7 separate regions of the Homo sapiens genome follow, and regions 2, 3, 4, 5, 6 and 7 are each linked to region 1. The links are chromatin loops, found by intact Hi-C in ENCODE. Cell type or tissue: IMR-90. All regions are shown on one strand.

The links. Peaks named below come from ENCODE experiments on the same cell type or tissue, not always from the same donor. Only the 100,000 strongest peaks of a DNase experiment are listed, where the experiment ranks them.
Region 2: it touches region 1 in a loop (3-fold over the local background); 5 of 110 quality-filtered maps call a loop at or near these places.
Region 3: a loop joins it to region 1, with 8 times the contacts of the local background. A loop is called at or near these places in 19 of 110 quality-filtered maps.
Region 4: a loop joins it to region 1, with 5 times the contacts of the local background. A loop is called at or near these places in 7 of 110 quality-filtered maps.
Region 5: a loop joins it to region 1, with 7 times the contacts of the local background. A loop is called at or near these places in 13 of 110 quality-filtered maps.
Region 6: it touches region 1 in a loop (8-fold over the local background); 10 of 110 quality-filtered maps call a loop at or near these places.
Region 7: a loop joins it to region 1, with 6 times the contacts of the local background. A loop is called at or near these places in 4 of 110 quality-filtered maps.

Annotation. Positions count from the first base shown.
Region 1 is chr3:117,995,670-117,999,669 of GRCh38, forward strand. LINC03051 (long intergenic non-protein coding RNA 3051) reads right to left here and starts at 1,910. Exons shown (of 3, transcript NR_182298.1): 1 at 1,513-1,910. RefSeq lists an enhancer at 1,581-2,127. In IMR-90, a CTCF peak has its summit at 1,984 (motif pointing left); DNase peaks (open chromatin) are centred at 1,942 and 2,592; H3K4me3 peaks cover 1,915 bases; H3K27ac peaks cover 1,039 bases.
Region 2 is chr3:117,620,673-117,624,672 of GRCh38, forward strand. No RefSeq gene overlaps it. Among named protein-coding and RNA genes, the nearest start is that of LINC02024, 68 kb to the right of the region's middle. In IMR-90, no CTCF peak of the experiment used is centred here; a DNase peak (open chromatin) is centred at 2,059; H3K27ac peaks cover 304 bases.
Region 3 is chr3:116,769,505-116,773,504 of GRCh38, forward strand. No RefSeq gene overlaps it. Among named protein-coding and RNA genes, the nearest start is that of TUSC7, 62 kb to the left of the region's middle. In IMR-90, a CTCF peak has its summit at 1,525 (motif pointing right); a DNase peak (open chromatin) is centred at 1,527.
Region 4 is chr3:117,733,485-117,737,484 of GRCh38, forward strand. The region is part of intron 2 of LOC101926953 (a long non-coding RNA gene); the gene reads left to right. Among named protein-coding and RNA genes, the nearest start is that of LINC02024, 45 kb to the left of the region's middle. In IMR-90, no CTCF peak of the experiment used is centred here; DNase peaks (open chromatin) are centred at 1,147 and 2,127; H3K27ac peaks cover 1,351 bases.
Region 5 is chr3:117,017,651-117,021,650 of GRCh38, forward strand. The region is part of intron 1 of LOC124909415 (a long non-coding RNA gene); the gene reads right to left. Among named protein-coding and RNA genes, the nearest start is that of LINC00901, 98 kb to the left of the region's middle. In IMR-90, a CTCF peak has its summit at 1,656; a DNase peak (open chromatin) is centred at 1,641.
Region 6 is chr3:118,627,185-118,631,184 of GRCh38, forward strand. The region is part of intron 2 of LOC105374060 (a long non-coding RNA gene); the gene reads right to left. Among named protein-coding and RNA genes, the nearest start is that of IGSF11-AS1, 310 kb to the right of the region's middle. In IMR-90, a CTCF peak has its summit at 1,737; a DNase peak (open chromatin) is centred at 1,717.
Region 7 is chr3:118,816,351-118,820,350 of GRCh38, forward strand. No RefSeq gene overlaps it. Among named protein-coding and RNA genes, the nearest start is that of IGSF11-AS1, 120 kb to the right of the region's middle. In IMR-90, a CTCF peak has its summit at 1,523 (motif pointing left); no DNase peak of the experiment used is centred here.

The sequences.
Region 1 (4,000 bases):
ACTTGTAATTGTATTATGGGTGAGTTCCAGCTGTTCCCCTAAGCATATTTTAAACTATAACTTCGACATAGTATTCATTCCCTTGCAATGCTTCAACAGTAAACAGCCAGGGAGTCTATTCTCTTTTCATTTAGCAAGAGGGCTTTATAGCTACACAAAATATCCCCCAGCAATGAAAAATGAAACCCACCAATGTAACATTAGCAACCAGCTGTCAGAAAAAAATCAGGAGTAGGATTGCCAGTCTGGTCATTTCATGCCAAGTGTTCTTGAGAGGCAGTGTGTGTGCGTATGTGTCTTTGTGTGTGCATGTGTACACTGTGTGTAAATGGAGTGTGTTCTGTAGCATGAGAGATGTGCGTGGGTAAATGTCCTAATGATGGCAGAATGCCCAAACATGAAGATGTAGTAGAACCGTCAGTGGTAGAGCAATATAGCACAGACTCTCTATGGCTAATTGTGCAAGGTTCCTCTCACGAGCAGGAAGAGTGAGACAGGAAGATTAAAAAGATAATATATTTTTATGTTGGAATTACTTCGTGTATTATAGGTATGTTTAACATCAGTGAGGGCTCTGGATGCCAGCTTGTAAGTGAAATGCAAACACCATGTATGTATTTTCATTTTTAACCTTCATGAATTTATTTTACAACCTCCCCAAAACATAGAAACCTACAATCCCTTCAAAGTAAACACCCAGCGCTAGCAATTTTGTCCTGCAAGCATGAAATACATTGACCATTATGAGCCAGCGCAGCGATTACCCGTGAATTCTCGTATTCATTCTCTCTCTCTCTCTCTCTCTCTCCCCCACCCCACTCTCTTCCTCCCTCCCTCTTCTCCTCCTCCCCCCCTCCCCGTGTCCCCCTCCCCCCACCCCACTCACCGTTCCCTTCCCTCCCGCATCCCTCCTCCATCTCGGGGCAGAAGAATCTGGTGGGGCTATTTTGCAGAGAGATACAAGTACCAGGTGCCAAGCGGATACCTAGCCTCCTAAACTTAATGCCAATTCCCTCCTGAAAGAGGAGGAATGCAGTGATATCAGCACCGGGGACACGGGGATAGCGAACACCACCGCGGCTCTTGGAGTTTACAGAGGAGCAACCCCAGCTCCGTCGCCACCACCTCGCGCAAAAGCCCCCACCCCACCAAGACACACACACACACACACACACACACACACACACACACACAAAACACGCCGCTCTATCCTGCCCCCCGTTCACACGCGCGCGCGCACACACACACACACACACACACACACACACACACACACACAAGCCCTGGCTTCTTTCCCCATCAACACCGATGTTGCAGCAAGTCTGTCCGCACAATCCCGCACGCCTCAGGACCCAGCCTGGGCGCAGAGCTGGCAGGGCAGGGAGCGCACCGCAGGACTTGTAAATAAACCCTGTTCCATCCAGAACCGGAGCGCTTCTTACTCCACCGACCACCCCGGAGCCCGGCGGCAGGGAGGAGGGGGCGCAAGGGGTCAGGGAATCCTCCCCCTACCTTGCAATGAGAAGAGGGACAGGAAAAAGCCCAGCACCCAGACGCTGTGCAGCCAGTAGGTCCTCATGTCTCCGCTGCGCTCGATGCTCCCTCGCGCGCTCCTGCTCTCGCCTCTTCCGCTCGCGCTCTCTCTAGTAAAACGCGCCGCTCCTTTCCCTCGGTTTCCCTCTGGGTTCTCCTGGTTCCGGCAACCCGGACAGACAAGCCTCTTGCCGCACGACGGCCGGATCCCAGAACAGCCTTGCTCTCCTCTTCGGGAGCGCAAGCCAGGGGCCGGGATGGACGCTCGTAGCCCGTGCCTGGTGTAAACACACCGAGCCCCCTTGTCCCTCGAGCTCTCCCGCTTTCCTGCTTCCTATCCTCCTCTCCCTCACTCCCCTGCAGCTTCAACTAAATGCGATGTACTTAAACAAGCAGCGCCTTATAGGACCGCGAACCGAGCCGAAAGGGCCCCGCTACTGCCATCTAGTGCTCACAGAACGGCATCGCCGCGGCTCTTCTTCGCTGTGTGTCTGTGCCAAGTCTATCCAACGCCGCCAAAGTCCCCTCTGCTCTCAGCAAACACAGGTGAAGCTCTTGCCTTCTTAAATCCTTGACTTGACCTTGCTGTCCCATAAGTCCTGAATTTCTCCTTTTCACGAGGAAGCTCTTGGAACATGCTAGCCGCACATCTTCATCACCTCATTGCTCCTCTCCCTCTCAGAAATCTCCAGTGCTTTCCTAACAACTCTATGGAAATTTTTCTCCAAATGTCACCATGACCTCCACCAAAAAGTCCAATGGCCTTTTGAAGCCTCATCCTACTTGATTTTGATGCTGCGCTTCACAGCGTGTGCCATTCCTTTTTATTTGATTTCAAAGTCACTGGGTCAAAACAATTCTGGCACTTCTGACCTTCCCTCCAAGAGCCCTCTGGGTTCCTCTGCACTTCTTGGTTTATATCTTCTGTTATAATTTCTTTAAGTTACTTGGAAATAAAAGGTCTATTACAGCTACACGAGGATGGAAACCTCCACCACTAACCTCGTGCTTAGCCCTCAGCTTAGACTTCCCAGCTGGGTACCAAGCATCTCAAACTGGATGACTCAGGGCCAGGGCTGAGTTGGGTGAGTAGGCAGATGGGGCCGCTCTGAAGAGCACTGACTAGTAGTTAGGAAAGCTGGATTTCAGTTCTGTTACTGTGGCCTCCACTCGTTGGGGACCTTAACTAAGTCATTCAATCTCTGAATTTCATTTTATTCATCCATGTATTTACATGATAATGAATATTGGTCCCTTCCAACTGTTTGTAATATCTATGCTAGGTTTCTCCACCTTGGCACTACTGACATACTGTACCAGATAATTCTTTACTGTGTGGGGCTGTCTTGTGCACTATAGGATTTATAGCAACATCCCTAGCTTCTGTCCACCAGCTGACAGTAGCACAACCCTCATCCTCCTAGTTATGACAACCAAAAACATCTCCAGGCATTGCCAAATGCCCCCTGGAGGGAAAAACTGACCCAGTTGAGAACTTCTTATCTATACCCACGTGATTTTCTTCAGGAATTATTCCCCTTTTCCAACTTCCCTGTTTCACAGGCTTCAAGAACTTTTAGAAGTATATTTAATTCTCTCTTCTCCAATTTCAGTTGATCATCAGTCTCACCACGACAATGTGTAAATGTGTCTAAGATGTCTCTATGTTTTTTTTTCAGTTTTACTGCCACCTTTTTCATAATAAACACGTGTTGTGCATTATACTTTCTGAAATACTTTTAATTATCTCTAATGCTGTGATATGTTCAAGGGCTATGTTAGCTCTTCGAGCATTAGTGGGAAATGCAGACAAAGACAAGTTAAGTGACTTTTCTTATGACATACGATAGGCCAGTGAAAGCAACATTAGCAGACCTGAAGGAGGTCTCCTGACTCTAGCAGCATTCCTGATCCATCTCTCTAGTATGGGTCTTTATTGCCACACCCCTAGATTTCTACAATAGCCTTCTACCTGATCCCTTTCCTCCATTCACTGCTCTAATCTAGTTTATACGTTACCACCAGGTTAATCTTGTTAACAGTTTCTTCAAGACTCTCACCTGCTTATGAGTTATAGCTGCTCCTTATGGTCTTCTAGAACCATACTAGAATCACCTGAGGACTTTTGCTGACGCATCATCCCACCCCAAACCAATTAGATCACAATTTTTGGGTTGCAGCCCTAGCATCCGGAGTATTTTAAAGATCTCAGGCCATCCTAATCTGCAACCAGGGCTGAAAAACACTAACCTACCAGACAGAATTCAGATTCTTCATTTTTAAAATGTAAGGTCTTCTGAAATTTCTTATCTTACCTTTAACAATTTATTTTTTTTTCAATCCCCAATGGAGACACTTTCTTCTAGATTGCTCAGTCTTCTTTTTTCCCCATGCACTTCCTTTATCTGCTGCTTGTTTGTCTTGCCAAGTCTGTTCCATTCTCAGGAGGCAATTTGCAAGTGGCCAG
Region 2 (4,000 bases), 370 kb before region 1:
TTTCTCAATTGGAAAATACTCAAAATAACCTGTTGAATAAAATCCAACTGGTTTCTTGGATAACTTTCGGTATTGTTTTCAAAATCACAATGTATTATTCTGGTCTTCATAAAAGGGAAAAAAGTGACACGTAATGGGTTACATGTAAATGAGATATGAAACTCAAATGTCTAAAGCAACTATAATACAGAAGACACTATCTTGAGAGAAGAAAGAAAATAGGGGGCCTATAGCCTTTTGTTTTGTTTTTATAGCTTAGACATAGACTTGAAATTCTCACATACAGCTAGTTTCTAAATTCTGTCAATACAAGATTCTCAAAGAAATATGGGCTCGTCTCACTTTGCTATAGAGTAGAAAGACCCAAGAAACAGAAGGTCTGGACTTGGACCATGAACCTGGCACTCAACTATGCTCAGTGATAAATCCTCTGAAACCATTTCTTCACACAACAAATGGAGATAAAGATAATACCAAACATAACATTTATGAAAGTGTTTTGTAAATGGTTAGAGACTACACAAATATTAGCTAGCTGGTGCAGTTTTAGGGCCTAACACATTCCTAATCTTTACCCTTACAAATTTCCATTGCCAAATACCAGGCCCCCATGACCACTTAAGGTTTTCATGAGCCCAGAAACCAGGAATGACTCCATTGCATTTTAGAAAAAGTATTTTTTCAGGAGGCAGATAACCAAACAGTTCAGCATCATTATTGTGCCATTTCATGAAAACTTTCAGCTTTAGGATATCTAGCTTTTAACCCATGCTCCAGAGCAAGGCTTCTCAAAATTTAGTGTGTATCCAAGTCACTAGAGGGGAATATCCTTAAATACAGAACCTACTATCAAAAGTTTGGAGTGGGGATTGAGATTGTGCATTGCTAAAAGGTGCCATGTGATGTTAATGCTGCTGGTCTTTTGGCCACACTTTGAGTGGCAAAGCTCTAGACCTTCTGGAGGTACATTCTCCAATGTGGTAGCCAATAGTCACATATAGCTATTTACATTTAAATATAATTAATAACATTAAAATTCATTTCTTTTGGTCAGGCATGGTGGCTTATGTCTGTAATCCCAGCACTTTGGGAGGATATGGTGGGAGGATTGCTTGAGACCAGAAGTTCAAGACCAGCCTGGGCAACATAGTGAGACCCCCATCTCTTTAAAAAAGTAATCATTTCTTTTGTTGCACTAGCCACACTTCGAATGTTCACTAGGCCATGTGGCTCGTGGCTACCACACTGGACGTCAGACATAGAACATTTTCTTCACTGCAGAAAGTTCTACTGGAGCACAGCAGCAATACTCAAAGTGGAAAAATTGCCTTGACCTAATTGGTTTCTTCTCATCTCTGTGGGTTCTAAAATCGTATCTTCATGTGTCTTCTAGGCATTAATGGTTTAATCTACTGTAGCCTTTACATATAAGAGTGATATAAATGACCTCACCATGACACACTGTTGGGGCTGTGAAGACCGGAGGAATATGAGTTTTCTGTGAGTCTGAGCTTTTAGACAAACAAGAGAAACTGAATGTCAATTCCCTATCAGCAGGAAGAAGAGGGTCCAATGATGCCCAATGAGAGAATGACTAAGAGCCAGCCTTGCTCCTCTCGAGGGAAGAGTGAAGTGATATTAATCAGCGCACTATTGTGCACAAAGAGTGTTCTCTCAGGAGAAGAGCAGCACATCTGTCCCACTCACACATCAAAGAGGCCCAGCAGCTGAAAATGCTTGTGTCAAATCTCCACTCAGCCTCTTTTTCTCCTTGCTTTCCTTTCCTGGTTCATTTGCTATTCTGTGGGCTGTTTAGCAGTAAACCCTTCATCTGATTAACATTTCAAACCCATTGTTGGTCTGTGCTGGCTTAAATGAACTAATCATCATTAGTACTTCAAAACCTGTCTGGCTATGCCTGCAAGGGGGAAAAAAAGGAGGAAGAGAAGAAAAGGAAAAGGAAACAAGCCTGACTCATTAAATAAGTCATCCATAAGTAGCTGGCCAAGATTGAAACAAAAGCAGAATCCTGAGTATTTTAATCACTAAGCAAGTCATGGACATGACTCAGAGCTAAAAGGCATAAATGGGACCTTAGGCGATGACGGAACAGAGGCATCTTCCTCTGGAAGAGGAGGGAAGGAAGCCTGGGGCCCCATCCATTTCCTTTGCTCTGATTCCCTTTCCCCTGGAAAATACCAGTTTACGAAGCAAAACTTGTTGCAGAAGCCATTTATTTTCTATTCTTTCTGCTTTATCCATTTTGACAGAATTATATTCCTGAAAGTAGTTGAGGTCGGTCATCTTTCTGATTTTCAGTGATATCGCCATACTTTTAACCCATGATCTGCATCATATTATATATAATGTGTTTAAACCTATTACCTTATTGGACCAGGTAAACCATTAGCTTGGCTTAACCTAAAATTACAAGAGGAGCTTTTTTCCCCTAAATCAGACTCTCCTAGGAAGCCTATCCATTGTTTATTTTACTTCATACTAAAGTTTTCGTCATGATTCCTATAATTCTGATAACGAAAAAAGGAAAGAATACATCCAGACCATTTTTTGTGCTTGTCTGCAAGACACAGTGACATTTTAAAAGAACGTTCTAGATTTAAAAAGGTTAATTTCAAGCTTAAACAATAACTTTTTATGGCTTTTCTTGTGAAATCAACATTTCCCACAGATGACTGAGTCCCTGCAGTCTAGAAGTATAATTCCTAAACCGTAATATGTGTAAGAGAGATGACTGGTGCAATATCACAGACTTACATATTATTAAATTATATAGTGTGCACCATTTCTCTTTTCGATTCTCTTCCAATCCTATGATCAAGTCAAGAAAAAAGTCTCTCTTGGTACCTCTGCATTGAATACTACTTCTACCTGTCAATTCCCATTTTAACAAGCAAAGCAGCCCTTAAACTCAGAGTCTTCTGAGGGAAATTGTGTCTAGTTAAAAATAAGTAATATTTTGTTTCCATTGCATCAATTATTTTTAACATTTTTTCATTTATTTATGGCACCTTAGACTGGTTTTTCTATTCATGGTAGCAATAAAATGTTTCTTAGGAATACATTTAAGTAAAAAAGTAGTCTTTAAAGAAAAATATTAACATTATAATAAAGCATGTGGATATGGAACAAATCATGAATAGCCCGGATTTGGAGCACTCTTTTTATTTGAGGGGTGAGAAAGAAAAAAGTGGTGTTGTTCCTTTGCTGTCAGCCACCTATGTACATAGCAGGTTTGATTTCTCCATCAAAAACTGTATTCATGACAATTTCGGGACAATGTTTCATAGAAACTGCAAGTGGGAAGATGAGGGAGGAACTGTCTAACTTTTTTATAGAATGATTATTTGGGGCTGAAAAAAGTCCCAGGGAACACACAGGTGGCTGAGCGGCAGGAAACGATGAAGCGCAAATGCATCCACAGCAGAAGGGTGTGCTTAAGGATCAGCAGGGAAAATTTGAGAAAATAGTTCCCATCCATTCTAGCTTGCTTGGCTTCAGTATGGTAAGTTGCTCAGAGTTTGTTACAAGTTTTCCCAAAGGTGAATTTTTAAGTATCTTCTTGCAATCTTGAGGAAGGAAGTAGAAACACAAGATTTGCTCACTATGTTTCAAATCAGTGTCACTGTCATTTTTTGACAAATGGGACCAAATTTATTCTAAGCAGCAAATATTCTGGAGGTCTCTATCATTAATTACCCTGTTATGATCTCAAAATATTAGCTCTCACATGCTAATATGTTTTAGATAAAACCCTTTGCCAGTGCTTAATGAATAAACATTTATTGCACCCCTATTATTCATGAGGCAGTTTATGTTTGTTGTGGCAAGGATGCGATGTGGTATCTCGACACTCAAAGTGTGATTTGTGGACAAGCAGCCCCAGTATCACCTGGAAACTTGTTAGAAGTGTAGTATCTCAGGCTCCACCCCAGACCTACTGAATGAGAATCTGAGATGATTCATATGTACATAAATGTTT
Region 3 (4,000 bases), 1.2 Mb before region 1:
TATAAATGTGTATACATATATATATATGATGTGTATATATATGTATATAGTTATACATATTTGGGGGTACATGTGATATTTTGATACATGTATACAATGTGTAATGATCAAATGAGGGCAGTTATCATATTTATTGCCTAAAACATTTATCTCTTCTTTGTACTGGGAACATTATAATTCTTCTCTTCTAGCTATTTTGAAATATACAACAAATTATTATTAACTATAATTTCCATACTGTACTATTGAATACTAGAACTTATTATTTCTATGTAAGTATATTTTTATTTATTTTTAAAATATTTATTCTCAACATGCTGAATTTCAGATAAATAACAGAGAGTCAATAAAATTATGGCCAAGTAGAGGTTGAATTCGAGTTCAAAGTTCAGGAATAGGTTTCCAGCTGGTTATGCCAATTTTTTGAGATTTCTGATGACGTGCTCATTATCACAGCCTCAGGACCAATTACACAATGCATGTGAGTATTTATCTTGCTAGAGAAATATCTCTAATTGAGAACCTGATCCCCCCACCCTTTATATCTACCACTACCTCGCTCATTTGGGTCACCAGGTTTAGCCTAAATTAGTTGAAAATACTGTAAACCCAAATTAATACATCATAATTCAGCAGTTTAAATTAAGGTATCAGTGCAACATTTGAAAAGTAAACTTGTAATTAATATATTCATTGATGTAAGAGTAATCTGGGACTCTGAATGTCTACCTGTGTCTAATGGCAGCCCAGTTATACCCAGTTGACCCATAAAACAAAAATGTCATGGTTCCTTTTTCAAAGCATTTTGAAGCTACAGCAGAGATTTAGTTTCTGTCACTGTTATTTCAGCCTCTTAGCTCTATTGGAAATAATACTGCTCTTTTTAGTGGAAGGGGCTGACTTAGTTGCCTGGGGTCCTCAGGCTGCAGGGTGGATTCTTGCCCTCCGTATTGACCATTAATATGCTCAGGGTCCTTTAGGTAGTGGGAAATTATTTCCTTTCTTCCCATTAAGCCTGGGATGTCATGAGGAAGCATCAAAACACTTATTTTCATCTTTGGATTTAGAAAGTACTAAATCAATTTAATGCTGATTTCCTCCTAAAAAGCAGACAGGTGAATTAGAGAGACAAATGAAAAACAGTTATAAGCCATTCACGTATCCTTTTCAGAGATTTTTATCACAGGCCTCCGAAATGTCTATTAAGAATTTAAACCTTTGTTGACTCCATTTAGCCAGCAGTCTGGAAAATGCCAGTGATAAGTACTATTCCTTGAGGAGTTCAGCATCTATTCTTCTTCTCTTCCTTGATAATTCCAGAAATACCATGAAAGGGGTAATAATACCGACAGTAATGAGTGTGCCTTGGGAAATCACTAAACTATAAAATTCACAGGAAAGCACATTTCATATCTTTAAATACATTCCATTGCCTCTGCTAGGTTCAAGCTCAGAGAATTTCAAAATGCAATCACTGCTCTGGCCAGTTGAGGGCGGAATTGCCCTTCTTTTTGCACATACATCGTGCTTATGCGTTTGGAAAAGAGGAACCATCAAACCATCTGCCGAAAGGGGGCACTCAGCTAAGGAAGGAAAATGAGAATGGACAGGCAAATTGGAAAGCTGCAGCACAAAGCGACCCCAGTTTCGTGAAGTATGGGAAAAAAAAAAAAGACATTTCATGCATAAAACTCAAGAGCTGTATCTGATGGAATACATTATGCTTACAGAACAAACAGGTGACTTTCTGATTTTGTCAATTTGTGTGGGTTGGTTTAATTAACCTTTTCTTTGGTAATTTTTAATACCTAGCTAATTTCTGCAAATCCATGTCAATTAAAAAAGGAAAGCCTAGAAGGCTGACTTAGAGTTTCTCAGCCTAATAGTACATTGAGAGGGATTGCAGTAGATTTTGTAATTAATTTCTCATCACAGTTTAGGTATGAAATAATGTGAAAGAAAATGGATAGTGTATGGTGGGACTACTACCTATTTTCTCTCACTATGAATGTATACCCTGATCATTAATAATTCAAAACCAGCAACTTTGCAGATCTCATCAAATAACTTTGTAATGTAACACACCTAAAATATTTATTTGCCGGACTCCTTTTTTATGGAGGAGTCAAAGATTATTTGGAGGATGTCAGTATTTACCTGCTACACCCATGACTTCCTCCATTTTCAAATTCAACTACACACTGCCATCTGGAGCAACTTGGGCTTGATAAAAATCACCTCTGCTACTGGAAACTATGCATTTCTATAGTGCTGCTTCCTCTTGATTTTTTTCTTTCACTGCTTTTTGAAAGTTCATCATATGGCCATTGAATCATAAAGTGAACATATAACTGGATCACAGTCTTTCTCCCGAGATTTATATGCTTAATTTATTTTGTAACCCTCTAGATAAGTCCTTTCACTAAAGCGGCCGTGGATCTTAGGGCCCTCTCTTATTGAACGAAGCAATAGTGCCCAAGAAATTCTTGCACATCTCAAAGTGCAGGAGGGGGAAATGCCCATAAAGAGACCAATTCATCAACATTATAGACGTGAGACCAGAAGTGAGATTACAGACAACTCAATTTATACTCTATCACCATACTAATCTTGTTAAAGCGTAGATTGATTCAAGGAGCTATCCTCCCCATTATATATAGACTCAAACCCATCTTCTTTGGCCTGATATTGACAGCCCTCTTTGAATTCACACCAGCCAGCTCTCCCACCCTTCTTCCTGCTGCCCTTGAGCTCCAGTCAAACTGAGCCACGGAAGTTCAGCATTCACGTTTAAATCCCTTCACCCTGACCAGGGCCCTCTCTCTAGAATTCAACTGACATGAAGAGTGACCAGATTTAGTAAAAGCAGTTTACCTCCCTAATTCCACATATCTATGTGCATCCTTGCTGCCCCAACCTAAATAGAGCTCTGCCATAAAGCCTTCCTCAATGTCATTCGGATACTCTGTACACCTTCTCAGAAGGCATTGCCTCTAGCCTCTCTTACGACACTTCTTTCTACCTCAAAATGTAGTTATTTATAGACATATATTTTCTACCAGACATAAGATGATTGAAAGTAGAATCCATATCTGATACATCCTTTTATCCCCCAAAATATTTAGTGCAATATCCAGCACACATATGCACTCAATAAATATTTATTAATTAACAAATGAATGAATTTAAAGTTTATGGTAAACCAAAGTTATCTACAAAGATGTCTAATAAACCTAATGATATTCAAGTAATTTTCCCTTACAAAAATTAACTATAAGTCAACCCTCTAAACCCAGAAGAGTTATCACCTTGCTGAAGAGCAGTTGCTTAGTCCAATGGGTAGTATCTTATGTGGCTATTTTGAAAGGAGAGGGTACAAAAAATTATGAAAAGCCTAAGTCCATTTACAGGAAATCCTCATTCTTTTTGAAAAAAAATTATGGAAAACATTTTTGAAATACTATCTGGTTCCCAGAAATCTGAACACAACTGCAGTCTCCAACCATAAAAATAGCAATAGTTATCTACCTGAAATTGCCATCCTTCAGTCCCTGTGCTTGATTTTGATAGATTCCTCTGCATGGAATTCATGGATTTCTAGTGAAGTGTAGAGCTAGAACCCCAAGGAAGCAAATTGAGATTCTATAACATTTAAGCCACATCTATATTTTACACTAGCATTACACTAATATTATATACAATTATGTTTATATTAAATATTTATAATGAAGATAAGTTTCAGCTTTTCAGTAGGATTTGAGATTTGAAATACTCCAACTTTGCAATAAGAAACAGGTAAAAAAAAAAACAGAAACAACTAAAAAGCAAATTTTTATTTGGCAATAATGTTGAGGAATAATAGTTTTTTAAGCATCCTTTCGTACTTTACGAAGAATTTAATATGTATTTACTCTCACCATCTACCCTCTTATTAGCCAAATATGTAGTTTTTTTAGTTTCTCTATAATCTTCAAAGCAGATGCATATTTAAGCACCTTAA
Region 4 (4,000 bases), 260 kb before region 1:
AGAAATTCAGCACTAAAATTCCTTGTGCTTTTTAGGGGAAAACACCTGTGGTGCTCACCAATATTTATCCCATCAGGAAGTTAGGAGGCCCTGACCCGGAAAAGACCTTTCGAATGTAGATTGGAGACTGCTTCTTAGCTAGGGTTATTAAAAGTCCACACACATATTTATTAAAATCCACATACTCATTAAAATAAATAAATAAAATTTAAAAGTCCACATACTCTCTGGATAAAGTCTTGGAAACACACAATTGGACTAGGGGAGATGGTCTCCGATAATGGTTAATCTCTCCTATATCTCCTGAGCATGGACCTGTTCCCACTACTTAACTTTGTATAAAGGTTGTTATGGTGATAGAAAGGGAAGAACTGTGAGAGATTGCCAAGATGTTGCCATGTGAAAGAAGGCCAAACTTAGAGAAACTTTTGCAAAAATCGCTTGAAGCTGGGATTGATCATTACTGTGCTGCTTACTCCCAAGATGTTGACAGGCATTAAAAGGACAGCACTCCTCCAATTTTATAAGCAAGTCTTGCAATTTTGTGAGACAGTTGTCTCATTTTATTAATCTGGTGGCTTGAGGGAGGCTACAGCTCTTAGGAATGGGGGAAGTGTCCAGTTCTAGGAACAACTGATGCCTACCTGCATTATTCAAAATGGCCCTATATAGGAGCTTCCATGATTCAGTAAACTAAAACGATACACTCTTGTCTTATGCATTTAATGGGGCACCTTTAATATTTTTCACTTGGAGTAACCAAATAAGAGAGTAAGATTTCAAGGTTGAAGGGTGAAGCTATGGGATGGTGGGAAGACAGTCATAGTACAATATTCTACGTTATTTGACAAGGTTCTCCGGTATAAAGAGAAAAGAATCTTTTGCTTAAATTTAGTCTACTGCCTATACTACGTGGTCTCGTAACCTCAAGGGAGAAGCCAGTTTTACTAGGGAAGAGAAGGAAATGGGAAGTATCCTCACTCAGTTTTTAGTATTTTCAACTATGCAGCATCCCACCTGAAATCTCATTGAGTGTTAGCACTAATTGGTTGTAGCATCAGAAAAGTCGGCTGATTCAAGGAAGTGGCATTTGGAGGTCATGTGAATGATTATGTGCTGCTGATTAGTCATCTGAAGAGGTTAAGTGAGAAATATTACCCTTTCTCTTGTTTAGAATAGTACATTACAGATTCTGTCTGAGCAAAGAGGAGCAGCAAGCTGGTAAACCTGAAATACTCATCCAAAGAAACCAACGTCGTCAACAATTCTGTGAAAAATGTGGTTATGGTAGGGCTTCCAACTTATTTCTGGAACTATTAATATATCTATTCATGATGAGAAATCATTTTTGTTAAAACTGAGTACAATCAAGCAACACCACATATATCTCTGGAATGAATGTATACAGCTCAGAAATATTCACTAGGATAATGTTTTACCTAAGTGAAATAAACTTGCCAGCACACACACACACACACACACACACACACACACACACCCCTGGCCCTCACAGTGAGAAGAGGCTTTGGTTTCTTGCTCAAACTTTTGCGAAGAATGGAAGTTCTGTGGAGTAGTACAAACTCAAGCAAAAGAAGTCCTAAAGATGGCTCCCTTCCATCAACTTGCTCCAGCTTTAGGCTTCTAAAAGGGTCCAAAGAACAGCTCCAATAGGAACAATTCATTATTCTAAACTTGTTTCCTTTCAGTAAAAATGGGAATGGAGATTATGCAACATGCTTGTTTATTGACATCTTCAGACCATACTGACATCTGCTTATACCATATTGAGTGCTATCCAGTAAAATTCCCCTATATTTCCTGTTCCACTTCCTAGGTTCATCCAATCTGCCTTCTGGAAATAGCGATCAGCAAAAGTTGTATTTCATAATTGTATTATTGGCTGAATTATTAATTGAAATGAAAACAACATTTTAATGGGCTTAAAAGTCGTTTGGAAATGAGATAAAATGTTCTAAGCAGTGCCTGCCTAGACGCAGACCTAAAGGAAAGCACTCTGACAGTTTGATTATTATGCACATTAGCACAATCGAGTTGGCTCCCAGTTCCTAGAATAACATTCTCCTCTATGCATAAATGTCTCTCCTCATTGTTTGCTTTTCATTGCATTTATGTGTGATGCCTCAAGGATAATTCTTTCCTTCTGAGTAATCTCACATATTATGTTACTGCAATACTATCTCTATCGTTGCTGTCATAAATGACTTGCTTCTTTTGCACCAGTTGAGGAGAGAAACCCAAAATCACAACTCAACCCTCCAAACTGGATCTTTATAGAGACCAACCAGATCTATATGACCTAATGCCTGTTACCTCTCTGACCTCATTTCCTACTACCTCCTCCCCATTTTGCCCATTCTAGTCCAGTCACACTGGCATCCTTCCTCTATGCCAAACTCCTTGACCACACACCAATACAGGACTTTTGCATTAGCTATTACCTCTGATTAGACAAGTCTTCTCTACTCCCTTTCCTCTTTCAAGTCTCTGCTGAAATGTCAACTTCTCAAAGAGGCTTATCCTGACACTATTAAATACTGAAACATGACCCCTGTGACTCATTTGAACTCCTGTTCCCTTAAATGGCTCTACTTTTACTTTTATCCCTAGCACTTTTCAGTTACTAACCTAGCAGATAATTTACCTTTGTATTTTGTTATTTCTGCCTCCTGTCTAGAATTTACACACACACACACACACACACACACACACACACACACACAGTATACATATATAAGTATATAAAGTACATGTATATATAAATGATATATAAAAGGTACATAATACATATGTATGGCATACATATATGGTATATATTTGTATACATATGTGTGTGTATGTACATGTGTGTCCATAAACATTTGCTAAAGGGTTAATGAAACAGTGGGCTCCTTGGTGCATCCGTTGATTCGCTTCTTTTCAAAACTTGTATCTCTTCCAAGGAATAGATCATTACTTGCCCTTTCCCTCTTTTAGAATTTGTTTATCACTGCTGGCACCAAACACTTGTCTTATTTTGCTGATCCTGATTTTTCTCCTTTCTTATGGTGTGGTTAGCCCTGCTTTCTTTCTTTATTATTAATCAAGTCTTCAAATCTCACTGTCAGTAACTATAGCAAGAAGGATATATCACTGGCAGAAAACAAGATTAAGTCTTGAATGGGTAGAATTGAAGGAAATCCAGGTACTATCTTTTCTGATCTCATTACCCATCAACGAATCAATGGAAATCTCTTCGCACAGACCTAGAATTCTAACTCACAAGTCACCCAAGCTGGGAAGATCTTCAGATTTATTCTCTCTTTTGCATGCAGGCCATGTAATTTAGTAATAGCTACTCAACTACCATTGACCTGCTAATTAATCCATGGATTTTTGTTGTTGTTGTTGTGCCTTTAATCATTTCCCCTGATAACAGAGTCAGTTTCGAAATACTCATTTTCTGTTCAGACTCACCAACTAAATGCTACTAGAGTTCCGTAATAATAAAACAACGAAATATATTGACTCCCTGCCAACTTGTTCTCTTTCTCTTCCTTTCCTATGTGTCAGCTGGTGTTACTATGCAGATGGAATACTGAGAGGGGAAAGGAACCACTAGTAAATGAGTAGTTTGCATCACAGGTGAGGGTGAGAAATGATTCATTATTTGGGTCAAGAAACAAGTCAGTCCTGTTCTCTCAGAATTGAAGGTTTAACTGTCCTCCCAATTTTCCATCATTAATTTTGAATTAACCTGACAATAACTGGTTGAGACCTTATGCTTAGAGGCCCCTTTCCTGAGAACATGTGGTTGATTCTCCTTTTCCATTGCCAAGTAACAAGTGATACACATTTTATGATGGGGCCATATAGTACCTACTAAAAATGTTGGTAACATAGTTACCCTACATAGAGTCCATCCTTTGATTTAAAAGATGTCCAATTTCATATATTGCTGAATAGTAACTGAAGTGCTGGCTTCTGTTTCCTGCTGTAAACA
Region 5 (4,000 bases), 980 kb before region 1:
AGCCCCAAGATAATCCAGACTGTCAGAGCACAGCCAGGCTGAATCGTGCTATTCACTGGGTTCCCAGCACCACGCTCCAGTTCTGACCCTCTCGCTCCCTCTCGGGATGGATTGCTGCATCATCCATCCTCCTTAACTTATCTAGTACAGCCTTCTCTCATCCAATCCCAACAGGCTTTGCAGTTTCTCTTACAACACCAATCTGATAAAGCCAGCTCCTCACTCAAAAAGGCTTATGTGGCTCCCAATGCCTTTACAATAAATGGAAACTCACTGCCATGGTTAAGTCCTTTCACAATCAGGCCCCACCCTGCCTGCCAGTCTTTTATGCATCTCTTCATCCCTGCCATTCTCACTGGAGCCATGGAATACCACCGCAGTGCTCCATTAACATTCTTACCTCCACTTCTCTCTTTGCAATGTTCCTTCTTCCCAGAATGCCCTATGATCCCTTTTCTGGCTTCTCAAAACCCTGTCTATTCTGCCTGTTTCTCTTCAAATGTTATTCATCCTGAGAAGTTGCCCCTGGCACCTCTCTCCTGACCCAATCTCCATCACAGGCAACAGGTTTGTTCCTCACCCACACCCTCATAACACCCTGTTTCTATTACCTGCCAAGTCCTACCCTGCCTGGCCGTGCCCTCACTTGTGTAGGAGCTCGCCCTCCTCCAATAGATGGTGAGGTCCTTGCCTGCAGAGCTGGCATCTGAATGATTTCCAGTGTTCTGGTTCCCAGAACTATTCCTTGAACCTACCAAGTACTGAATTAATACTTGTAGACTCAAAGACTTCATTTAATTCCATTGAAAGAGACAATAGGTGGCTCCATTCTACCTAGGCAGCAGCGCTCCATAGATAACAATATGGATGACTTTAACCAATATATTATGCTACATCTGTTTGGCTCTTTGTAATTCCCCAAGTGCAACGACAGTACATAAGACAGAAAAAAAAACCCACTGAAATGTCAGAGCCCCTAAGGCAGAGCTTTGGGGATGCTGGAAGCCGCTTGGGGATGTCTTCTGTTGTCTTGCAGTAGCAACAGTAACAGTAGGCTTTGGTAAGGCAGACAAAAGCTAAAACATCTCTAATTTTCTCATTCCTAAAGCTCCTCTTGCTTGGCAGTAGCTCTGGATGTGTGGGAAGGCCTTTGGGACATCTTTCTCCACAGCTGCCAGGTAGCTGCTTTTGCCGTGGATGATGTGGCTCTTCCTGTCAAACTCCCTCCACCCGGTCTGACTCCTTACACAAGGATGAATTGACGTTACATGTAAAAACAGTGGCAGTTATATGTGAGACCGAGGTGGTTTAATAAGTGAGCACATTCAGCCCACTCCCTTTGGGGGAAAAAAACCAATAAAGGTATTGACAAGGGAAATTGATGTTATCTTTGTAGACATTCATAAAGCATCGCTAAAACAATCCCCACAATAACATTTGCCTTTTCTTTCTCTGACTTGAGTTCCCTCTTCTGACCAGGACTACTTAATATGCTCTCCGGTCTCCGCAACTGAATGCAATAACAACAGTGTATTCAGAAGAGTAAACCAGGGAGACAGAGGAGATAAAATCTTTGCTCTGTTGCACGCAGCCTTTTGAGGTTAAGCATTCAGCTGAACTGCTTAAGCAATGAGAATCTGGTTCCATGCAGCTAGGGGGAGCCCAAACACAGTTGAATGTGCCCTGCTGAGCGAATGCATTTAAATTTTCTGTCCCTCAGCTTTCAGAGTGTCTTTTGAAAGTATCCCCTTTAATTGGCCCAGGGTAGAGGCTAGGCATCTGTGATTGAAGGAAGGAAAAACAGATGCAGTAGAATCCCCCAGACACATTCTAGAGGTTTATATGATTTGTGTTTCTGAGATAAGACCCTGTTTCCTGCAGTTGTACGTAGCCACGGCAAGAGTATCTAGAAAGATCATTTCATGGCTAGAAAAATTAGAAAACTTAAGATGGGGATACGTTGCAACTGGCTTGTTTTCTCTACATAACCCACTTCTGAGTTTAATTCAATGGCTTCTGTTGTAGCATTTTTCCTTTTTTCAATATGGGGTTGTAATTACTCTTATACTAAAAAAGAGTGTGTGTGTGTGTCTGTGTATTTGGATTTCAAATACAATATTTAGATAAGAAGGAGATTATAACATGTAAATGAATAACAATAACCCTAAAACAAGCAGGCTAGAAACGCTTCCTAAATTACCAACAGGCGGATTGTATATTGGTTGTTCGAAAGTCTATCCACCCTGTTAGAAATAATAAATAATTTGTTCAGTTTCCCCAAACAAATAATAAAAGTTTCCTTAATGCACAATGTGCTTGATCATAACATGAGAAGCACGAGACTGTAGTAGAGTCACTTTATCAACTGTGTGAACTTAAGCAACCTGTTAACTTGACTGACCACGGATCCTTATTTTAAAATGGGGGTTATCATACCTACTTCCTTGTGTTATTTTGAAGGTTAAATGTGCTTCGCACATTGCTTGGCACACGTAAATGTCTGATATTCCTAACCCTTATTCAGAGTCTGACATAGTGCTTGGGGTAAAATAAGTACTCAAAAAACATTTGCTGAAAAAAATGAGTGAATAAATGTAAGGAATTTTACATTCAATAATATCTCCATGGGATATATACAGGATCACATTTTCCTGACTGCTTCTCTCATCCTCTGTTATTTTGAAACTTGGGTGGGTGATTCCTCTCTCTTTCTTACTCCTTGATAGGAATGAGGACATCCCGAGATCTACTTTATTTAGACAGCTCCAAGCCCCAGCAGGATGAGGACTGTGGGTAGAAATGAGAGAGGTAAGTATCACCATTGTTGGGAAGGGGGATATCAATGGTTAAGGCTCAGGGTAGAATAAAAAATATAAATACTAGTTTTGATTCCCCCAAATTATAGAGGAAGGAAAGAGGCTCAGATTAGGGATACAGGGATAGCAACATTGAAAGGGAAGAAATACCAGCATGATGGAGTCTAGGAGGCTGTAGGGGGGAAAAGTATATATCAAATAAGAAAAAGGGCAGGAGTTCTGGGAAAGGACTGATGACGTGGGTGAGGGAAGGAAGAATATGCTGAAATATGTCAATGCCGCAAACTAAGGTAATAAAAAGGATCAGAGAAAGAAACTGTGGCCTGGACTAGGAACTGTTCAATTTCACAAGCAGGATGACGTCTATTCAGCCAGAAGAAGAGAAAAAGACACCAGGTCAGGGACAAAGCTGGAGAGCCCCTGTACCACAAGCAATTGCAGAGCAACGGAAGCCAGAATCCCACTTGGAGGGTGGTACTGTCAACAAAAATTAGTGACACAGGCAGCTCAACCAGTAAACTGGGGTAAAATCTTTTCAACTAAAAGGTCCTTCCCAGACCAACCCAACTCACTACCTCTCTTAGTCCCTGAAGATCAGTTCCAGTATTTCTGGTCTGGTTTTCAAAGCTAGAAGGGTTCTTTACACTGTTGTTGCTATACTCAGAGAAGTGTCTAAGGACAGGTTTAGTTTCACTTTAGGGGATCATATTCTCCCTCAATCCTGTGTGTAATGCTTCCCTGGAATCTATTTTTCCCTTTGTCTTCTCCCAGAGATAGATTTTCTCCTGAAATAGGAACTAGATTTCAGCAAGAAGCCTGTTTCCAGCCTTGGTGTTTCCCAGTGTCAGCCTGTGTTAAAAGGCAGGAAGGCCCTGTGGCTGGAACCCCTATTGCAGAGACAAAGGACTCTCCTAAATAGGGATGCGTGCTCAGTGAAGATTTTCCACTTAATAAGAGTTTACATTTCTCAGCATCTTAATTGTAAGTCTAATAATTTAACAGAATGTATAGAAAAATGCTACCAGCACTTCTGTACTTAAAATTATAGAATAAAATTGGACATTATTTGTTTAACACAAAGGAAAACTTTTCTAAATCTAGTTCACGTGCATTTGTAGATCAGTCGAGTATGGTTTATTTTGAGTTTGTGGAATTTGATGTTTTCCTAAAGGTAGTGTACGCAC
Region 6 (4,000 bases), 630 kb after region 1:
AAAAGGAATGGTTATACAGTATTGCAAAAACAACAACAAGTATTAGCTAAGAAAAAAGTTTGACAGAGCAATCAATGTTAGAATTATCAAGTGGATCTATAAAATCCAAATTCCTACTATTTTTCAATATAAGATAAATATTAACCTAATACAGTTCATATTCAAACCTGTCCTCTTAGTCACTTCTAGTCTTCTGACTCTTCAAATGCACTTACATGGCACAAAGATAATTTGTTAACTCAGCAGGCATAAGTCAAACTAATGGTTTCATCCTGTATGAACAAAATAACTATCTAAAGACTTTAAAATTTCCAACAAATTGAGTTGGCATTGCATAGATTAGGTACAGATAATCTTTAGTCTATGAGCCAAGAGAAACTCTCAATTTATTTTCATCTTGACAACATGAAAAGTACCAAGAGGTAATATTACCAATACATACTTTGCTGTAATTGTAAAAATGCAGCCTGGGGCTGAGCATGGTGGCTCATCCCAGTGCTTTCAGAGGCTGAGGTAAGAGGATTACTTGAGGCCAGAAGTTGGAGACCAGCCTGAGCAACATAGTGAAACCCCATCTCTATCAAAAATTTAAAAGTTAGCCAGGCATGGTGGTTTGTCCCTGTAGTCCCAGCTACTCGGGAGGCTGATATGGGAGGATTTCTTGAGCCCAGGAGTTCAAGGCTGCAGTGAGTTATGATCACACCACTGCACTCCTGCCTGGGCTGGAGGCCTCTCTCTGAAACAAACAAAAAAATGGAGCATGGTTTTAAAAACTGTTTTCTATAGAATCATAGTGCTCTATATATTTGACCATCTTTCTGAAAGCCTCCTTCTTAGTCTCTGTGTACTGCAATCTGTAGTCATGCCAGTCTATATGACTTTTATTATCCCTCTGTGTGTGTCCATTTGACTGAGAAATTCCCTGTCTCTCTCACTTTTCTCTCTCAGCTGACCTAGACCATTGTCTGGACCTTTACCTCTCCACATTAAATTTCCCTCCTTTTCTCTTCAGCCCATACTTGACTTTCTTTTATCTATCCCAGTGCTGTCCAATAATACTTTCTGTAATGATGGAAATGTTCTCCATCCACATTTTCCAACACGGTAGCCACTAGTTACATGTAGCCTTTGGGCCCTTGAAATATGCCTAGTGTAACCAAGAAAGGGAATTTTTAATTTTCTTTAATTTTGATTCGTTTAAAGTTAGCTTTAAACAGTCACATGTGGCTGGCAGTTACCATATTGGACAGTGCAGAATTCTGCCCCATAGAACTAATATAATGTTTTTAATCATGATAAGTACAATCTCTCAAAAATAAGAAATTAAATTTACGTGGATCTCAAATAATTTATTTCTTTCAACCATTCAACAAACCCGTGATCCCTGATGATTTCTTAAACCCCTTAAGTTATAATCTCTAAGGACCTCAAGGAAGAAAAAGGGAAAATGAAGCAAGGAAAAAAAAATTTCAGGCTATAAACTTGAGCAGCAATGTAACCATTCCTGTGAGTCTGTTTTGTCTCTGCCTATCAATAGAACATTAATGGCTGATTAGCACATACTGAGGATTTGTGGATCTAGCATGAGAAGATCTGTGTCGGGGCTCTTCGATTAGGCATTCCCTGAGCGCAGATTTTACAGGACTGCACTCTGCCATGCCCAGAGCAGACTTCAGCTGGGAAAGCGGTCCTGCCTTGAGCCTGCAGGTGGTTCATCTAGAGCAAACGCTCCTCCTACAGGCCAAAGAAGTTAATGCAGTCTCGCTAACACAGGGTCTTCATTCATCCTGACAAGCAGCCTATACAGTAGAAAATCTCATCTCCAAATTCCGCCACAAAATCACACGTTCATGGGGGTATGAGGAGGTGGATAGAGTGCAGCATTTGTCAACTCCATATCACCAAAACACTACCTCCCTGATTCCACCACAGTGAAGCACTTCATTTCAGAACAAATAGCAGTTCATCTCCAACCTTCTTCCTGTGTGCAGTTTAACTATGCACTGGGGCCTAAAGTCCACTGACAGTTCTCCATTCCCTGTGAATGTATATGCCACTGTATATTCTTTTCTCTTATTTGGGGATTGAACAATGCAAATTATTTCACTGACAATGAAGTACTTATTAAGGAATCTAGGGATAGAATTAGATCCTCCTACTTTCCCTTCATTTAATGACAATGAAATAATCTATTGTTATATTAAATGCATTAAAGATGAACATAATAACCCTGCTATTTTTATCACTTCACCGCCACCTTTACTGGATTTACACTTATTATAGACAATGCAGGACTGTGATTTTTCAGTTTCCTTTTTGACACTGTCTCCTTGTGGCATTTTTTTCCAGATTGTCCGGGACAAAAAGCTAGCCCTGAGACTGTGGGAAGTGAAGCTTACTGGAAAGCTGTCTGAGGTTGCTGCCTGCTGAAAGACTGAGCTCCTGTGAATAAAGACCATGTCGGTATTCAGGAATGGGGACAGTTGTGGGTTTGATGGCATTGTCACTGGAACCCAGGCTTTTTGATCTTTTGAGGTCAAAATATGGAGGCGTGGTCAGCCACTAGAGCTATGATTATAATTCCTACTATATCTTTCATATAAGAGTTTCAGTTCCTATTTACATCGGTGAGAGGGAACAGGATATGACAGTACAAGGCCGTGGAATTTGATCAGAAAGAGCCTTTTTCCATTATAGCCATAACAGAGCCAGTAGTTGTTCACTCATTTATTGCCTATTTATTAGGCTACAACAGACAGACATAGTGCCAAGGCTAGAGAGAGGCATGTGCGCTACCTTCACAGAGCTCCCACTCTGGTGGCAATCTGAAACCATGTGTTAGGCCAAAGATCATGTTGCAGCTATTTGCTATCCCAGCACTTTCATCTTCATTCATTCTTCAGTCTAATATTTGAAGAGCCCCTGTCATTATGTAGGCATTATGCTAGGCTTTTCACATGTTCTGTGAGTAATGCAAAGGCCCCCAGTGAACTCATGGGCCAAAAAAGAAAATATGTCTACACTAATTGAAAAATACACAAAAACAGCGTAAGAAAAGACTGCCAGATAAAATGTTAGGTGAGATCAAGGAATGGTGGGATTTCTAAAAAGATGAAGAAAACTGGAGTACATAGAATTTGAACTGAGACTGAATGGAAGAACAGGATTCTGACAAGTCGAGCTTCTTCAACACAAAAATCAATAAAACACTACATTTTCCAAAACCCTGTTACATTCACTAACTCACTGGAGCTCCATGACAACCCTATAGGATAGAAACATTAGTAATATTGTTATTATCTCTTTTTTTGCAAATGAAGAAACAGCCTTGGATAATTTAAATGACACGCTAAAAGTCACCAGGGCAACACACTGCCAAACAAGTTTCCTTAACCCCTCAGGAAGGCAGGATCTTCAGTGTATCATTCCAGGTTGGGGTAGGCAGAATTCTAAAATGGCCCCCAAGGTTTCCCATGCACACTCCCAGAATAATCTTCAGGACTGTGGACTTGATGGATTTTTGCTCCTTGACTGGGTTATGTTAGATGGCACCATTAACTTTAAAAAAGATATTTTCCTGGTGGACCTGACCTAATCACATGAGCCTTTAAAGAGAGGGAGGCCTCTTCAGCTGGTCTCAGCACGGGAGGTCAGAGAGTGTCAACTTGAGGGAAGTTTCCTGTTGCTGAGATGGAGAGGGACAAATGGCAAGGACCTCAGAGCAGCCTCAGGAGCTGAGAATGGCCCCAACCAGCAGCTAGCAAGACAATGGGAACCTTAGCCCTACAACTAGAACGAAAGCAATTCTGCCAAATGTGGGAGGGAGCTTAGAAACAGGTCATTGTCTCCAGATAAAGACCTTGATTTCACCCTTGAGACAGCCTCAACAGAGGACCCAGTTAAAACATGCTGGACCTTTACCTACAGAAACCATGAGATAATAAATTTGTGTTGTTTTAAACCACTGAGTTTGTAGTAACTTATTACACAGTAATAGGAA
Region 7 (4,000 bases), 820 kb after region 1:
AAATGACCCAAATTTTAGTGTTTGTTCCATTTTCAACTCCATTGGGACAAACAATTGTCCTATATTTAAAACTGGAACTAGGGTGTGGAGGGTGTATATGTGTGTGTGAGTGAGAGAAAGAAAGAGAGAACATGCAAAAACCTCATTTCCTGATTTTATCATGGAAATTGCCAGGTCAATCATATTTTGTTCAATCAGCATTCACAAAGCATGACCTCTCTCACCCAACACACACCTACTATCATATACCAATAACCTCTATCTGTAGCACTGACATCTAGAACCTCAATATTATCATTCACATCTTGCATGTTCATTTTAACCTTTATAACATTCCTATCTGATAGGAGTAAAAAATGTTACCATTCCCATTTTGAGTAATCAATAAATCAGAGAATGCCAGTCATTAAATATATATGCAATTTTATTTCCAAGTCTCTAAATCTGGAGTCTCCTGGCTTCCAGGCCAGCTCTCTCTAACCTCACAATCCTCCTTGACAACACTGCTAGGAGGAAAACTAGGTCCCCTGCCTTCTTATTCGGGTGTTTTTACAGCTGAAATTCACATCCTTAAAAAGGAGGGAAGTTGACATGGAAATAATTTATTCTCCCTTTAAGTAAAACAAGGAAAAAAGGAGTAGGAAAATAAAAAGACAAAACCTCCTACCACTTCAAATGCAGCAAGATGACCAGCTTCATGCCTAACAGGGAAATAGTTATCTACAATTATAGAGAGCTAAGGAATCTAAGAGCAGAGGTCTCAGTGTTCCTCCAGCTCGACCCCAGCTCCACGCACAGAACCTCTGGCATGTGATGACATTAGTGACTACAATCGTCACTAAAATGTTCACTGAGCGCCCTCTAAGTTGCAGGTATTTTTCTTAGGAGTTTTGTATGTTTTCTCTTGTTTACTATCTACCACCCTAAAAAGGAACTATTATCATAGCATTCTACAGATGAGAAAAGACATTATTGCTTACCCTTAATTTTCATAATAGTCCAAAAAGATTGCTGTTACCATGATTGCCATTTTAGAGATGATGAACTGAGGCTCAGAAAGGTCAAGTGGCTTGCCCATGGTCACACGGGTCTTCTGATATGGAGCCTGCAGCTCCTTCACAGTGCATAACTCAGCAGCCCAGAAAATGCCTTCACACCCTCCTCCCATTTGACCATTCGTCACAACACATTTAAGATCAGACCCTGACGGTGACATTCTGCAAATAAGTTCAACATTGGGTGTTGTTGAATCTCAGGGAAGAAAGGCCAGCACTGACCCCTGAGGATATCCACAGTCAATAATTCAAAATGTAGGCATGAATTTGTCACTAAGCCAACTTAATCCTCAAAAAAAAAAAGAAGTTTCATAAGAAGAGAATCTTTAAAAGAGAAACAGAATTGATGGCTTAGGAAAGGTAAAGTTACGGAAACGGGTTGTAAATCCTGATCATAAATTAGGGCTGAAAGGAAGAGGATTTTTGATTCAGTCGCTGAGTAAACTGTCTTATTGGATACACTGGCACCACCTTGTGGTGAGAAGCAGGAACTCACAAAGTACTACCTGTTTGGCACCACGTATAGTAAAACATACCCTTGCTGTGGAGGTAAACAATGTTGGATACAAATCACAAGGCTCCAGAATTTCATCACCAGAGTGATGATGGCTACTTTGACTAAAATAGACTACTTTTGAAAGAGCATGTTTGTTTTATCCCAGAGAGGGCAAAATGCAAAATGAGGCCAGTCCTCTGGTGCATTTCAAGGGTATCTTTATTGATGAATGCGAAAACCTAATATTGAGGTATGAGAATATCTCACATTTGTGTAGCATTTTTCACATACATAATTTTATTTTATTATCAAAACAACACTATGAGTTAGGCAGACAATATATTGATCCCATTTCACAGACAAGGAGAGAGGTTCATTTGTGATAAGCATTAATGTGAAGTTAATTGTGAAGCTTCCAGAGAAAGCTCAGTAGTTACTAAGCCTTCTCAGGAACTGAGAATATTGTAAAGATGAGTATGCTGAAAAGGTAAAAGAGTTAGAATCAAGAGTCAGTCAAACAAATGATCCATTCACTTCTAAATAACTTCTAAGCAGTTGATTTCTCAGCAAAAGTGTGCTAGAGTTCAAAAGTAAATAGAATCGTGGCACCAAATGCCTGATGAAATAGGCAGCCACAATTGTCTGGACCACTGAGCCAGGCCCATGCCATGCCCATGTGTTGATTCATCACTAAGTCCTTCAGGGACAACATGTTTACATAGAAAATACTTTTGCCAAGCTGGCCTCATCACACTGCAGTTGAAATAATTACATCATCCAAATCAGACCACCTCACCCCATCCCCAAACTGTCCAAAATCTGCTTGTAATTTCTTGTGTGAGCTCCTGTCCACAAAACATCGGAGACCTTATTTTCATTCCTCTGTTTGGACTGAGCCAAGGAACCTCATTTAGCAAAGAATAGTTCTATATGCAATCTTCCTGCTAGGCCTGTGGCCTGGTTCATGGTGGAATGACATGCATTTGGCAATTTTTTTTGACTATGCTTTTAGTGAGAGCTGTGTCAGGGATGGGGTGCTCACCTGTCCCATTTGAGAGAGGGCTTACTTGATGTCTTATTTTTGTGTGATATCATGAGACATTTGGAGGCTCGTGTGTTCATTAAGCATTAACTCATTGATCTCAAATGTCAATTCACCAAATCTATGATAAACATACGTACTATAAAAAATTCATACGTTAATCTTTTCTGCATTTCTAATTATTTCTTATTAGATTTTTTTGAAGGAAAAGGTGTAGAGCTTGACAAATTATTCTAAATTTTATTTGGAAAAATGAACAGATAAGAACATATTTTTTAAATACCTTAAAAGAAGAATGGGGAACTTTTTCTTCAGGATATTAGTTATTCCAAATATTTTTCCTGTTTATTATTTGCCTTTTAATTTGCTGGTGAAGTTATTTGACACAGATTACTAGAATCAGAGGATTTAGGATAATTTTTGGCTAAAGATCAATATTCTTTTTTCCTTGCTTTGCCCCAAATTAATTAATAGGTTCTTTTTTAAAGGCAGTGATTGAAAGGCCCAGATACCTATCAGACATATTTTTAACAAAGTTCCTTTATTCTCTACTCAAGATAACATTAAGAAGTCATCAGATATCACTTCTCCTTGAACTGTTGCACAGACCTGAGCCAAAGTGAAGACATATCTGCGCGCACACACACACACACACCCCACATACGCCACATGATAGTTGTTTAGGTGCAACTATATTCAAGTGATATGACCTGGTCCCTTCATCTCTCCCTTGAGAAATCATAGCCCCCATTATACTCCAGATGATTGACAGTTATCACATTCAATCACTTTTTCCTTTTGTCATCTAGATCTCCACGAAGTGGGCTTCCCAATCTCTAAACAAGATTTTACAAAGTAGTCAATATGCAAACATTTTGATGACATAATATAAAGCTAGTGAACATCTTAAGAACTCATTCTCTTTTCCACTGTTATAACTCATATATATGTATACATATACACACAACACATATCACACACACATATATATGTGTGTATATATATATATTTCTAAATAATAAATTAGACCACACTGTTCACAGATGAAGTATATGTTTTCCCATAGCAAAGACTGAGAAACCTATTGGCATATGGTAGCAAGACTACCTGAGGGATCCTGAGAACTCCAGGTCAAACAATATTAAGAACATGAATGAATGGAAGACATCTCAAAGAATATTTTTGATATATTTGTTTCTAGTTTATATGTCAACAAATAAGAAATCAATAATGAATATATGAAAATGCCACAGGAAAATAGAGAAAAAAACATAGACAATTCCAACAAACAAATAAAAGTGACTGCTAAAACCACAGCGCCCATCACTAGTAGCTGCTAAAAATATGCTAAATAAAAATAATTATAATTAAGGTAATGGAAACTATATCAGCAACGAAATACTTTTT